Regions from separate parts of the Homo sapiens genome. Here region 1 is linked to region 2. A link is a contact called in ENCODE Hi-C or POLR2A ChIA-PET data. All regions are on one chromosome and are shown on one strand. The core of a region is the stretch at or near the end of the contact, and the rest is flanking DNA. Distances in the headings are between cores, read along the strand shown.

What was found. A loop is a pair of places that touch in the nucleus more often than their neighbours do. ChIA-PET counts read pairs that join two places held with the same protein, here RNA polymerase II (POLR2A).
Region 1: a map of sigmoid colon shows a loop between it and region 2 (5-fold over the local background). The contact joins the enhancer-like site here to the promoter of LINC02310 in region 2. A Hi-C loop is called at or near these places in 1 of 168 maps with a recorded cell type or tissue (sigmoid colon). POLR2A ChIA-PET finds 5 or more read pairs at or near these places in 1 of 52 experiments (OCI-LY7).

The regions. Positions count from the first base shown.
Region 1 is chr14:52,349,725-52,356,571 of GRCh38, forward strand. No RefSeq gene overlaps it. Among named protein-coding and RNA genes, the nearest start is that of PTGER2, 39 kb to the left of the region's middle. Within about 2 kb of position 2,212, at least 7 of the 41 ENCODE cell types and tissues checked have a DNase peak (open chromatin) inside an H3K27ac peak, as active enhancers do; they include sigmoid colon, where a contact is called at or near this core.
Region 2 is chr14:51,392,266-51,399,950 of GRCh38, forward strand. LINC02310 (long intergenic non-protein coding RNA 2310) reads right to left here and starts at 4,870. Exons shown (of 4, transcript NR_146549.1): 1 at 4,735-4,870; 2 at 1,195-1,344; 3 at 703-784; 4 at 1-66. It also overlaps a transcript of FRMD6 not described here. RefSeq lists enhancers at 2,857-3,357, 3,358-3,858, 3,519-4,718.

The DNA.
Region 1 (6,847 bases), core at 962-3,461, 950 kb after region 2:
AAAGCAATTCTTTATACTGAAGGACAAGAACCAAGATATTAATATTTATGGGTACACACACACACACACACACACACACACAAAACAAGAAACATGATGTGGTATGGCCTTGCACCTTGGGTTTGGCTGGCCAACCAAGGGGAAAACCCCTGACCCAAGCTGTCCTGGGCACATTCTCTTTTTGGTATTTGGAAATGGAGACGAGAAAGCTGAGTCAGAATCTACGTGTGTGACAGTCCCTGCCATGTGTAAGCTTGGGCATTCTGGGGAGGCCATGTTTTGCTCTGTGAACTAAAGGGCAGAAAAAGCCATTCAGTAAAGAGAAACAAAGGAGATGAGTGCTGTATAATCTCCTGTTGCTGCTGTAACAAATTACCACAAACTTAATGGCTTAAGACATACAGATGTGTGATCTTACAGTGCTGGAAGTCAGAAGTCTAAAATTGGCTGGCCGTTTGCATTCTTTCAGAGGCGATAGGAGAAATTCTATTTCCTTGCTTTTTCCATCTGAGGCTGCCTGAATTCCTTGGCTTATGGCTACATCACTCCACTCTGCTTCCATTGGTCACATCTTCTCTGACTCTGACCTTCTTACCCGCTTCTAAGGACTCTTGTGATTACACTGAGCTCACCTGGATAATCCAAAATAAATTCTCCATCTCAAGATATTTAATTTAATTGCAAGGTTCCTTTTGCTATATAAAGTAGCATTTTACAAGTTCCAGGAATTAGGACACCTTATGTGTGGTGGGGGACGGGGGGTCATTATTTGCCTACCCTAAAAGCTCAAGGAGGAACAGTGATGACAGGTTCCAATAAAATGAAAAGTTCCAGTAGCAAGCCATTCCTGCATTTCTGCTCTTGGATGCCATGACACACTCTTATACTCCTGTAAGAAGCCTTTTGGGCAACAGCTGCCTGAGCGCTCTGTTGACATGAATTCTGAAGACTTATTGGAATGTCATGATGAGTGAATGAATGTCTGCCAGGGCACCAAACAAGGAGAGCTATCTCATATGTGTCACAAATTCGCCATCCTTGCTCAGGATTAGAAGTTGTAGAATTAGTATGGCTGGGTGTAAAGAATCATTTTGTTCATTATAAAAAGGGGGCTTAAACTATGAACATTTAAATCCTTGTTAATAGTACCAGAACCTTAATTAAGGGCTATTTGCCTCAGGAGCCTGTCTGTAATCTCAGGAGCTGAGAGTAGGTAGGCCACATGTTACCATGCACTAGATGCATAGCACTTAGGAAAAAAATCAACTTGATGATTTTGCTACATAACACCTCTCCCTTTGAACAAAACAGTTGCTGTTTGGGGTCCCAGATCACAAACCTTTGAACAAAACAGTTGCTGTTCAGAATCACTGATCACGGACCTTAGGATCGCATCATACGGCTCCTCCTAAGTAGCATGGCCACAGGCAGGAGGCAATCTGTCTCACTAGGCAAAGCATTTTTCCATGTCAGAGCATTTGCTCACAAGAGAAGGCCATTGGTTTCAGCAACCCAAAGTTTTCTTTCTGTCAGTTTTGTTTAGTGCCCTGTGCCAGGAGCTCACTTATGCCTGTATCCTTGGCTCAATTTAATAGGGAATTCTGCCCTGAGTGACACTTAATAACCTCAGTAACCGCTAGCTCCAGTGTTCTCAGTGACTTCATAGTGCTGAAATTACATCGTCACATTCACACCAGCTAGAAACAAAGATAAGCCCAAGATGGCACAGAATTCATGAGGAGCCGAAGGGTGAGCTGGAGGGTATGGCTACGTTTTTTAAACGGCATCAAGAACTCAACCTGTCTCTCAGAATCAGTGAGAGCACTTAAAAGGAGAGGAGCCAGACTAAATAACTCACCAGGCAGACCTCCTCTGCTTAACTGCCTTGAAGTTTTCCCTTCCTGAAGAATTCTTTCCTCTCTGAAGATTTAAGGAGGCACATGTGATCTAATCCCCCACACTAGCTTCTAAACCCTGTAGAATGAGTGTTTACAAAGTAGAATCTTTTACTAGATATTGTAAGAGAGATGTCTGTGTGTGTTTTGCCAAGAAATTAAAATCCAGTCTTTGCCAAGGAGCATAAATATACTTGGCAGAATCCAGAGGCTCAGTAGCAAAGATAAAAGTAATTGTTCCCTTCAGCCAATTGCTCACACTTATTACAAAACATTTATCTTCCCCCAGGGTGGATTTTCTCCTCTGATGCCGTCTGGCCCAGGAGGACATCATCCTCCGCCCTGGAGGGCCCATGAGATGCTCAGGGCCACATCAGTACATTTCTATGCAGCTCCAGATAGGTACAACCCACAGAGTACAATTACTGACCTGAAACATTTCATCTCTCAGGGATGTGATATTTTCCCCTCCAGTAATGATCAACTTTTAAGAAAGACATTTATATTTTAACTATGTCATTCTTTCCAGTGCTTTAAAACCTGATTTGATTTTCTTCAGCTCTCTGGGCTTTATATAAATGTCAGTAAACTGAATGGGCTGTCAACACCTAGATTAATGATTGGCTAACAGGAGATTTCTTGGTTTTATATTCAGTGAAGCAACTCAGGGACTGTAAGCACTGTGGTGCTTTTACGATTTTTCCCTTAACCCTTTTATGCCCCTAAAGACGTATCACCCTGGGAGAAAAACAACCACAGTGGTCTGATTCTGAGTAAAACCTCTCTGTTCTTCCTTTTCCTGTGCGGTGTGCCCCAAACCAACTAATTATCAGAAAACTAAAATGTTGATACACCCAAATTTAAACTGGTTAAAACTTTTTAACACAATTTGAAGGTCAAAACAAGTCTAACATTTCAACAAAAACTTGTGCCATCATCAGTAACTAAAATTTAATAATACTTGGCAGTGAATTCAATTTACTCTGTGTACTTGACAATACTACAGCTGCGTTTCTTTCTAAAATAGCCTCTAAAACGTTTCAAATAACGCAATTGCTCATTTGTTTAGAACTATAGTTGTTTGTGTACTTATCTTACTTTTCTCTTGAATTGTGTGTTCCTGGAAGGGAGACACTTCAAAGCATTGCACAAGGAAACCAAACATGCATCAGACATAATCCCTGTCGTTCAGGACTTGAAAACACAAGAGATGAGAACTTCACACAAACAGCCATCCCCATCTTCTAATGGTCCTCTTCTTTTTCTCCTTGCACCCCACTGCTACACTTGCAAAAAACACAAACATTGCTTATTATTTATTAAGTGGCTCTTTTCAAAAACTTCTACAAAAAAAGCCGTCCCTCCAGATCCTTTTGAAAAAGAGTAATCCACATTATAAATCATTCCTATAAATCATCATAATAACATATAATGAGGTTACTATTTGGGATTTTTTGAGCAGAGAGGTAGAGTAGAAAGAGCAAAGAAGGAAGTCTCTTCAGAGAATGACTAAAGTAAGCCATTTGGCAATGTTGTTAACATTGTAGCTCACATTTTATATAAAAGCTAGACACTACAGATTTTAGATTATAAATTATTTTTAAAAATCAAACATCCTGGGGAAATGTTTTTAATACATTAATAATATTATTGTCAAGGTCTTTTCCCACAAAACCACAAATAAAAGAGTATAAAGGTCAGGTGTGGTGGCTCACGCCTGTAATCCCAGCACTTTGGGAGGCCGAGATGGGTGGATCACCTGAGGTCAGGAGTTCGAGACCAGCCTGACCAACATGGAGAAACCCTGTCTGTACTAAAAATATAAAAATTAGCCGGGTGTGGTGGCGCATGGCTGTAATCCCAGCTACTCGGGAGGCTAAGGCAGGAGAATCACTTGAACCCGGGAGGCGGAGGTTGCAGTAAGCCAAGATCGTGCCATTACACTTCAGCCTGGACAACAAAAGTGCAACTGTCACATAAAAAAATAAAAAGGTATAAGATGCATGGTTTTGCACATTTCATGGCCTGACAAGTAGTTATACAAACCAGAATTTCTTTTAATAAACCAAGAAAGTCAAATTTATTCCAGGAAAAAAAAGTAAGATGCAAACAAGTCAAAATCTATCACTAAGATTTTTAGATAATAAAGACACTTAAGAGTAACTATTTTCCACCTTCTTTAGCAAACTTAGTAAATCAAAACTTGGATTTACACAAACAATAACCTATGAAGTGCCTTGATAATATATGAAGTGAGGCCACACGCAGTGGCTCATGCCTGTAATGCCAGCACTTTGGGAAGCCAAGGCAGAAGGATTGCTTCAGCCCAGGAGTTCGAGACCAGACTAGGCAACATGGTGAAACTCTGTCTCTATAAAAAATATAAAAATTAGCTAGGCATAGTGCCGTGTGCCTACAGTCCTAGCTACTTGGGAGGCTGAGGTGGGAGGATCAATTAAGCTGGGAGGTCGAGGCTGCAGTGAGCCATGATTGTGCCACTGCACTCCAGCTTGGGTGACAGGGAGAGACCCCATCTTTCTCTCTCTTTCTCTCTCTCTCTCACTGTGTGTGTGTGTGTGTGTGTGTGTGTAGTGAAATTTAAGTATCTAACTTTTCTAGTTTTACTAAGCAGTTTATAAATGTAATTTTAGGATTACATGTGCTAAGTAAAACAAAGTACATCATAACAGAAAAGAGCCTCCCTTATGAGTAAAACACAGATCTTCCAAGATTTTAGCAAAAAAGAAAAGTCCCCAGGAAGTCATTCCAGAATGGGAGTCTGCTAAGGTTTTCCTCATATTGATTCCCACTGAAGCTCTGACTCAAAAATGAACACTCTTCCCTATCCCCTCCCTGCCCCATTCCCTAGTTCCCTTTGACCCATTTAATATTTTCTTTTAGACTTATAAATGCATATACTTGTGTTGCTTTTCATTTTGTAGTGGTTTTTGCTTGATATATTTTAAAACTTAACTAAATAAGAGAGAACATAAGAAATAATTATGGAAAATCAAAACTCTAAAAACAGGCACATTTCCAAAGTACATATTTCTGATCCTAAAATAATCTCCCTCTAACCCTAAAGGACCAGTAATTCTTTGCAGTCACCTTACCCAGCTCCCATCTTTTCCAGTTCCCTGCATTTCCCAAGTTAGCTGAGAAGTCTTGGAATCTATACTAATAAGAACCAATCTTAGAAAATAGTTCTTAGACACAAAATTTGACCCTTTCCTTTTATTTCCTTTCTTTAAATTTCCTTCACCTGTAAGCCTGCACTTAAGCCCAGTTTCCCATCTAAGAAACACAACTGATTAATGGGGACATGGTGATTAGAATAATTAATTATCCACCTCTTTCTAGCCCAAAAGTTACAAGTTCAGTCCACCTTCGGAGGAGGCTGTGATTCAGTGGCAAGTCACTAAGTATACAGCCAAATGTGTGATATCCCTAAACTGGACAACAGCCATTGCATACACACAATGTTATGTCTTACTCCACACTACTGGCTTTGGAGGCCATGGAACTCAGGGGGACTCAGCCTGCTCAGGTCTTATCCACAAACCACTCCCAACAGCTGAATAAAAGGAAGACAAAGCCCCTCAAGACTGCAGGAACAGAAGACACAAACACTTGATGAGAAAAGAGCCATAGGGCTGACTATTTGAACCGCAAAGGAGTTGTGGGAGGAAGTCATTGAGAAATGAAACTCAGATTAACAGCCCAGGACAAACTGGAATTTGACTACATGTTTATGACTCAACATGGAATGCTACCAGATTTTTTTCATGGACGTTTATTCACATCTGAAACATAAACTAGCAAGAAAAAAATCCAACAACAAAAAAATAGCAACAGACTCCCAGTAATTAGAATAATTTCTAGATTTCTGCTTTTTGTAGAAAAACTACAGTTTGAGAGTAATACTGTGAGGAAGACAGCAGAAGTCAAAGATTTGTGAGTGGTCATTTTTTCAGATGGGTTCTCTTTTCTCTTTTTTGTTGGTGTCCCATCCATATCCCCTCAACATTCACCTCATCGGAAACTCCCAGCCCTTGTGGCTCTCCACTTTATGGCTTTCTTCCTAGTCAGGGAGTTAGCCACACTACAAGTCAAGTCACAAGTGTCAGGGTTCATGACCCTGAGTAATCCTCAGTCCAATGTAAGATGAGTAGTTGGTAGATAAATACTCTAACTTCCTCACTCCTCGGTTGGTATAACTTTGAGGCCGGTTCTACACTGGATGCCAGGGTTCCCCAGGGGGATTGAGCTCTGCCTGCCCACGTAGTAACCCCATAACACACCGTTTAAAGGCTGCCTTCCCCTCCCATCTTACTTCTCCAGTTCCCCATTGGTATTTCCTGGGATCATTTCCCTCCCCAAATTACTCGTACCCAAATCTTTAGAGTTTGTTTCTGAGGGGACCCAAATTAAGACAGGGTCTTGGCTGACCCTTGTCTCACTGAGCCAAACATGAATGGCATGGCAAATCCACGTAATACCATGAAACAAGTCCCTAGGTAGCGCAGAACAGGTGTGCTTCTGTTCAATCATCTCACATCTGGCATCATGAAGGCTCAGTGGGATGGGTAAAGGTGGACTGGTGCCAATGTAACCAAAGCATCAAGTTATGAAGATTATGTAAACATTGATTCTGCACAGCATTGGCGAGTGTGTGAGAAAACAGGCATTCTCACTCAACCTTCATTGAAGTGGGAAATGTTACAATTCTTTGAAGGCACTATCTATCAAAACTTTGAATGTGTGTATAGACTTTGGCCCCCAAACTCCTCTTTTAGGAATTTATTCTGTAAAAATACTTGCACATGTATGTCTAGGAATTTTCATCATAGCATATTTAAAATAACAAAACAATTTCCACCAAAAGGAGACTGAATAAATTGTGGTGCATTCATATAATGGAATAATTCATAGCCTTTTAAAAATGAGATAAA
Region 2 (7,685 bases), core at 3,620-6,119:
GTCCTGGAGTCTGGAAAAGCACTTTATATCCTCAGTGATCAGGTGAGAAATGGCCAATTGATGGTGCTGGAAGGTGAAAATGTTTAATTATTTCCATGACGGTTTATATCAATATTTAACAGAAATATGCCATGGCTCATTCGATGTGAAGTGCATGGTAAAATGATGGATTTTTTTTTTCTTTTTAACTATCTAATAGTCTATGAATTTCCCCCCAGGAAAGAACTGTCCAGCCTAGCACTTAGCACAGTGTCTTGGCAGCAAGTAAGCACAGAGCTGATTGCTTGAAGGAATGCATGCTCTGTCCAAAGCCTCATCAATTATCACCTAATAAATGTAATAATTTTTGTGATGAAGACTCTTAAGTTCTGATGTTGGCAGAGAATATATTTCTAGAGTAAATCTCAGGATATTCCTTCAGAGTAACGTGAGGTCCAACCCATCTATGCTTTTCTGCTCTCCTGGCATCCAGTGAGATGTTCCCCTGGGGTGTGGAAATCTAGGTTTCCTGGATATGGGAAGGTTTGGAGGGGACACTGCAAGGAAGATCATTGGAGAAGGGTGGAAGGGGCCACTCCAGAGGCCTGAGATCATGGCTAAGGGTGGTCCTGGAAAATGTTCCTCTTATCAATCATGGTAGCTATTACAGGGATGGATATTTGGTGGAAGAAAAAGAAAGCGAGTGAAGAAACTTGTGTTTACCTCTTCTATGTGACTCAGAAGTTGATCCATAATTGACATCTGCGAAAAAGAGAAGCAAAGCACCTCCTCCTTTCAGGACCACCTTGAGAAAAAAAAAAAAGAGGTGTTTTTAGCTTCCTCTTCACCTTTTGTCTTTTGTATATAGTCTAGCCTTTTCATTGTATAGATGAGGAAACTGAGGATCAGGATGGCAAAGTGACTTCTCAAAATTATCTAATCAGTGCAGGGCTGGAGCTAAAATCCAGGGCTCCCAACTCTGCAGACCAGCATTGTTTTTATGACTTTCCCCTCTGTCTTCTACCTAGTCCTCTTTTCTCAGAGCCTCCTCTCCTAGCCCCTCACTATTATCATAACTACAATTTATGGAGTGCTCACTACGTCTTAGGCACTGTACACTTTCCATGTATTTTGTTTAATCCTAGCAGCTTTATAAGGTCGATATTATGATAATCCCCACATCATGGATGAGCCTGTTGAGGTTTAGTAGCTTACCTGGGGTTCCATCACTGGTGGTGATTCATGAATGAGCCTGTCGAGGTTTAGTAGCTTACTTCGGGTTCCATCACTGGTGGTGATTCCAAAGCCCATGGCCCAGCATTCCCACAGAAGACTTGATTTGTTTGTAGTCTCTATTCCTCAAGACTAGGAAAGTTACAGGGCTCATTTTTTTTCCCTACTATCAATAATTCATGTTCAAGTGTAAATAGCCTGTGAATTATTTTGCTAGGGCTGCCATAGCAAGGTACCACAGACTGGGCAGCTTAAATAACATAAATTTATTTTCTAATAATCCTGGAGGCTAGAAGTCTAAGATCAAGGAGTCCCCAGGATTGTTCTCCTCCAAGGCTCCTGTCCTTGCTTTGTGGATGGCTGTCTTCTTCCAGTGTCTTCACACGGTCTTCCCTGTGAACAGGTCTGTGTCTCAATTTCCTCTTATAAGGAGACCCATCATATTGGATTAGGGCCCATCCCAGTGACCTCATTTTAACCTAATTACCTCTATAAAGACCCTGTCTCCAGATACAGTCACATTCGGAGCTACTGGGGGTTAGGACTTCCATGAATTTTAGGGGGACACAATTCAGTCTACAACAGCCTGATATGTTGCCCCTGGCAAGAGTATTTTTATTTTGAAAGAAGTTTCTTAGGTACAAAAACGCATAAGTCCAAAGGAATAACCTACAGTAGGTGTTCCAAACACCAGACTAATGTAGTACGTACTCTGTTAAAGGGAGGTGGGAAGAATACAGGTTTTACCTTTACTTTCTACAATATTGGCCAATTCTGACTCTCAGATCATATGTGTGAATTCTCAGGTCATTTTCAGAGGCTTGGATTATAGGAAGAAAACAAACTGGTGGTGCCTATTCATCAAACCTCCGTTGACACCTCACATTTCTAATAGTCATCCCTTTTGGAAAAATCTGTAATTCTCACGATTTAATGTAATTAACAGCTATTTTCAAATTTCAGAGGTGCCTTGGGTGAATTCCCAGGGTCAATGAATGACACAGCCCCAGAGCCATTTATTGTTAGCTTGGGAGCTATTTGCTTGGCGTGCAAATAATTCCCTGGCTCCTGACTGAAGAGAGGCCAATTTCTCTTTCTCAGGAAGGCCCTCAAGTTCTGTTTATAAATCCTCTTTTGTCATAAAATCCAGACACAGAGAGCCTGCTGTTGCACTCTGGCTACTTCCTGTAGTGAAGTAAAATCAGGGATAGGATGCAGGGACAGTTGATGCAACTGGACGTCTAAGCCCTGCCCACCTAGGACCCCCGGAATCAGGAGTCAATAAGGAAATGAGGAAGAGGCACTGCAGGCTGCAGAGGATGGGACCTCCTGGGATCCTCCTTTCCTGAGGGACATGGGGCTTACACAGGGGCTCTATTGTTCATAAAAAGATGAGGTGCCAGACTCCTGTCCTGAGAAAGAGGAGAAGCCTCTCCCCCTCCCTTGCTTCCTGTACTCTCCCTCTTCTCTAGTCACCTTGGCATTTGAACTTGTTGTTCAGGTCAAGCAAGTTGGTGCAGATGGCAGATTATTTTATCTGACATGTCCAACCTGTGTCAAAAACGTGTCTGTTTGGTCACATAAATGCTGCCTGATGTTGCCCTTCCCCTCATCCCCACCTCCTACTGTTCCCAAAGCCCTGGCTTTATTTTCTCTTGAAGAATAGCTGGATCAAAGTTATTACCTCTGATTTAAACCCATCCATAGGATGGCAAAACACTAAAAATGAAATCCCAACTCTTCTGCTAATTTGCCATGACCTGTGTGAGTAGTCTGACCTCGCTAAGCCTTAATATTCTTCCCTTTGTAAAATCATCTCTGAGTTCCCTTCTGACTCTCTGTGACTCTAATAAGAAAGGAACAAAAAATCTCACTACTGCCCAGCAAGCTGAAGGGCTTGTGAGAGCGAGCCACGCTGTCTTTGACTCTGAGGGGCACTGCTGGGCTGCCTCCTTCCACCTCTTAGGGTGGGTGAGGAGGCAGAGGCACTGCATGCCATGTGCTCCCAGCCTCCCTCCCAGAGAATCCCCTGTGGGACAAGTCTGGGCTTCACCCTGAGTGCTCCTGAAAGCAGGTCAGAGCCTGAGAGTGCAGGCGGGTGCGAGGGAGGGGAGGCTCCACACATTTGTTTTTGATCCTCAGAACACGCCAGATGGACTTAGGATAACTTGGGATCTGTAAGTGAACATTCTTGTCAGGAGGCCAAAAAGGACAGCGCCAGGCCCTTCTGGGCTACATTGTGCCTAAGGGTGATGCTCCCTCTCCCAGGCTCGGAGGCCGAGGGCCTGCTCTTTGTTGCGAGGGGAGGCAGCTGTGGTGCAGAAAGCTACAGTGTTTGTATTTCCTACTTTTGTTTCTAGCTCTTAGGCACCTTGGCTAGCAAAGAATCCATCCAATCTCCCCTTCCTTCTTTCCCTTCCTTCCTGCCTTTTCTCTTTCTCTCTTCCAAAAAGGCATGTATTTTCTCTTTTCAAAGCCATAACAAAAAGGGATTTATTTTCTCTTTTCAAAGCCGTAACAAAAATGTTTATTGTTGTTTCTAAATAAAAGGGTGAAACCACAGTGAAAAAATGTAGTTCCTGCTTCATATAACATCCTTTCTCCAAAATAGTGATCTGTCTCACACTCCAAGACCCAGTAACTTTTGTTAGGTCGTCAACAACTGTTTAATACACATTATTCAGAAAGCCTGGGAAGATAAAGATTTTCATGTTATAGATTTTCCCATATACTTGAGAAATACATTCCACGGCCTAGAAATTTGTTAAGCATGTATGTGCAGTCACAAATGTACTACTAGTTTGTAAATAACACGAATATTTGTTCATGGAGGTGGAAGGGATATTTCACATGATTCATAACCATCTGGTTATAGAGCAGGAAATGAGGTGTTTGGCAAATATTCTGGGTTTTTTTTTTTTGCCAGCGAATTATTTTTTTCCCCAAAGAAGTTAAACATGTGCTCCATGGCCTACGACCTGCAAGAGGTCTTGTACTGTTTATCGTGATAATCTGTGGGCTCCTGGTGCCTGTGCTGCCACGGAGCTGTACAGCCACGGAACGCAGCTGCCTGAAGTTAATGATTCAGGAGTCACCATCTGTGCTGAGTTCTGTCTCTTTGGCACATACCACACAGACACGTCCAGAGGTGAAGGCAGTACTTACACTCACAGATTAACATTCCTGCTCATCGGAACAACTTTCCAAGGAGAAGGCCCAGTTTTCTGAATATTAAAACTTTAGGTGAGTCATTAGAATCTCATGTTTGGGGAGTCTGTAGGCCAAATTAGTCAGCCAGACAGTGTGACAAGCTGGACATGAATATATGTAACTGGACGAGCTACAGGGGCCTTACTAATCAATTAGCCAGAACAACCTCCTTTTTTATATGTGGATCCAATTTTCCAGTTCAGTTTTGCAGAAGGGGCTATTCTGTATCCCTGTGGTTAGGGCTAAATGTTAAGGCACACCATGCGAGGGGCAGGGAGGATTTATCCCTTGCTATAAGTGTTCTTAACTTACCCTGTGTGAATTCTCTCCTAGAAGTGGGTAGGTTGGGGTCCTGGAGACCTGGGCAGGGAAGATCTGTTCCTTGAGTTTGGTCAGTGAGGAGCAGAGAAGGATCTCAGAGGTGGTATCTGATCTGCAAGAGGAGACTGGAACATAGATCCACGCTGCCTGCCTAGTGAGCTGTCATCATAGAAGACTTGGGCAGAGAGGCTGAGTCTATATATATACATCAGGAAGGAAACTGAGGCAGAAAGAGAGCATTCCAAACAGAGGCCAGGACGCATGCCCAGTCTGGAGGGAGTGCTCCTTCACAGGGCACAGCTGCAAGCCCTTTACATAAGGTATTTGTGGCTTCTGCCATAGGTGGAGAAGAAAAGGTTAAGATCAATAAGTTTGCTCAGACACCTTCCCTTTGACACCACACTATGGTAGGCAGGTACATACCTAGAGCTTGAGACAAGAGATGTGAAGTTTTCAGAGATTTGGAAACACTTGCAAAGTATATGTGTGTGTGAGTAGCAAAGATGATTTGTGGGAGAGAAAAACAACTTTTACCTACTAATCTTTTTTGCTTTTCTTCAAAAGTTAGGGGCATAAGTGTGTTGTACTTTGTACCTGCTTTGTTAATAAATTGGTTGTGTTTGATACAAAGGTTGAACACCTGTAATCTCAAACTCCAAAATCTAAAATCCTCCAAAATCTGAATGTTTTGAGCACTGACATCGCGCCACATGTAGAAAATTCCACACCTCACCTCGTGTGATGAGTTGCGGTCAAAACACAGTCAAAAGTTTGTTTCGTGCTTAAGATTATTTAAAATATTGTATAAAATTATCTTTAGGCAATGTTTATAAGGTGTATATGAAACATAAATGAATTTTTTGTTCAGACTTAGGTCCCATCCCTGATATATCTCAAGGTATATAGTCAAATATTCGAAAACCCAAAAGTATCCAAAATCTGAAACACTTCTGGTCCCAAGCATTTCAGATAACGGGTATTCAACTTGAATTTAAAAGTGTGAAGTCCTTGAAAAAAAGTTTAGAAACATAGACAACAATTTTTTTGGTCTCTAGAACCAAAAGGGGGAAATGTCTTAGGAGAAAGTTGTTATACATATTTACTTGGATATACAAAAAAATTATAAAAGTGAAGATTTTCCTCTCAGCATTAGAGCTGGTTAAGTGCATATTTTGAAACTAGTCATTTAATGCTTTGGTCTATTTCCTTGCTTCTGACATAGAGATATTGGTACTTAGGTTTAAATTACAAGGGCCGTTCTGAGAATCACTGCACCTCCCCACCCACGATCCCCTCCCGTGAACACATAGAGGAGGCTGTATTCATTTCGGTGCACATGTTCCCAAGGTAGAAGTCATGGTCTTCAGACAAGGCAAAGCCAATTTTCTTTAGCTCTATTCTTGGTGGTAAAATGCTCTTAGCAACTTACTCAAGAACAATAGCTATGCAATTTTTCAAAGAACTTTCTCTCATCATCTATATAAGAAAAATATGTCATTGTCACAAACAATGTTAATTAAATAGCCAATATTTATAAGCTGAGCAAATTGCATTTTTTTTTTGCATATTTCACCATCTCACTAGAAATTCTTAGATTATGAAAAGTACACTAATAAGAAGTCTCTAACAACCAGGCTTTTGGAACAAAGAAATAATGATAAACCTAATTTCCTACTTTCATTCAAAAAATTACACCCTGATATGCTAATAATCCTCTCTGAAGACAGCAGGTAAACTAGAAAATTGGGAAAAAGAGTCTCAACCAGGGACAATAGATTCCATAATTTTTTCACTGGTCTCCAGGTTTTCCCGACTCCAAATTATCCTATCCACCATCACCAAAGAGAGTGCCCCAAACCTAGATCTGCTCACTCCTTGGCTCAAAACATGTCAGCAGATTGCCAGTGTGTACAGAATAAAGCCCAACCTCCCTGGAATGGCCTCTAAGTCTCTCCAGGATCGGGCCCTAGCCTGATGCTCCAGTTCTGTTTCCCACACACTTACTGTCCCCACCCCACATCGGCACACCCTAAACTCAGCAAACTGCTCACTGCTCCTAGCCAAGCCCTTTTCCTGTGTGTCTACCATTGCTCATGAGCTTTCTTCTGTTGATACCCTGGCCCCAGCTCTGCTCTTGGAAACCTTACCCTTTCGTCATTCCCTGAGTCAGAATTTACCACTCCCTCTTCTGCCTTCCTTAAACATTGCATTCAGCAGGTCTTCCTTCTCCTCCCCGTCTATCTTTATGCATGTCTCACACTTGTCTGCCAGGCTACTGCATTAAGGGACTATTTGTAGTTAATGGTTCACCCATCACAGTTACTTGAAAATATTAAGGGCTCAATAAATATTAAATCTACTACTTTCCTCTCTAGTAGACATTAGCCACCATCTGAATGTGCCCCATTTTTCGGTAGATACATGAGTGCCTAGTAAAACCTCATTAATCTAGATTAAATTTGGGATATATCATCTGAGTTAGAAAAATATCTGACTATTAGAATATTGTTTCCAAAATATAACTTTATTACTTTTGAGTGCCTGCAGTTATGAGAATTAGGCTGAAAAGTGTTGTTCTTCATTGAATTGATGGATTTGAAATTATTATATCACAATAGGCTTAGCAGTACCTCCTCTGTGCTTCAAATTTAGTTAAATTATTGATACATAAGTGGGTGCTTCCAAAGTGTTTCTCTCTATCTAAGAGAGCTGTTTTCTCAGTATTTTTATTCTGGTTATATTTATATTATTGATTGACTCTCATAGAATAAACTTTAGACCAGCTCTTGTCAAAAGTAGTGAAATCATTGAATTGACTTAAGTAGAAATAAGAGGTTTTGTTAGATAAGGCAAATACAGGCGAATAAGAAAGTGAGAATTTTTGAATTTATTTTTTCTTTTATGCTTCAATGTGCAGAGAATGTTGTTTTTTTTTTTAGTTA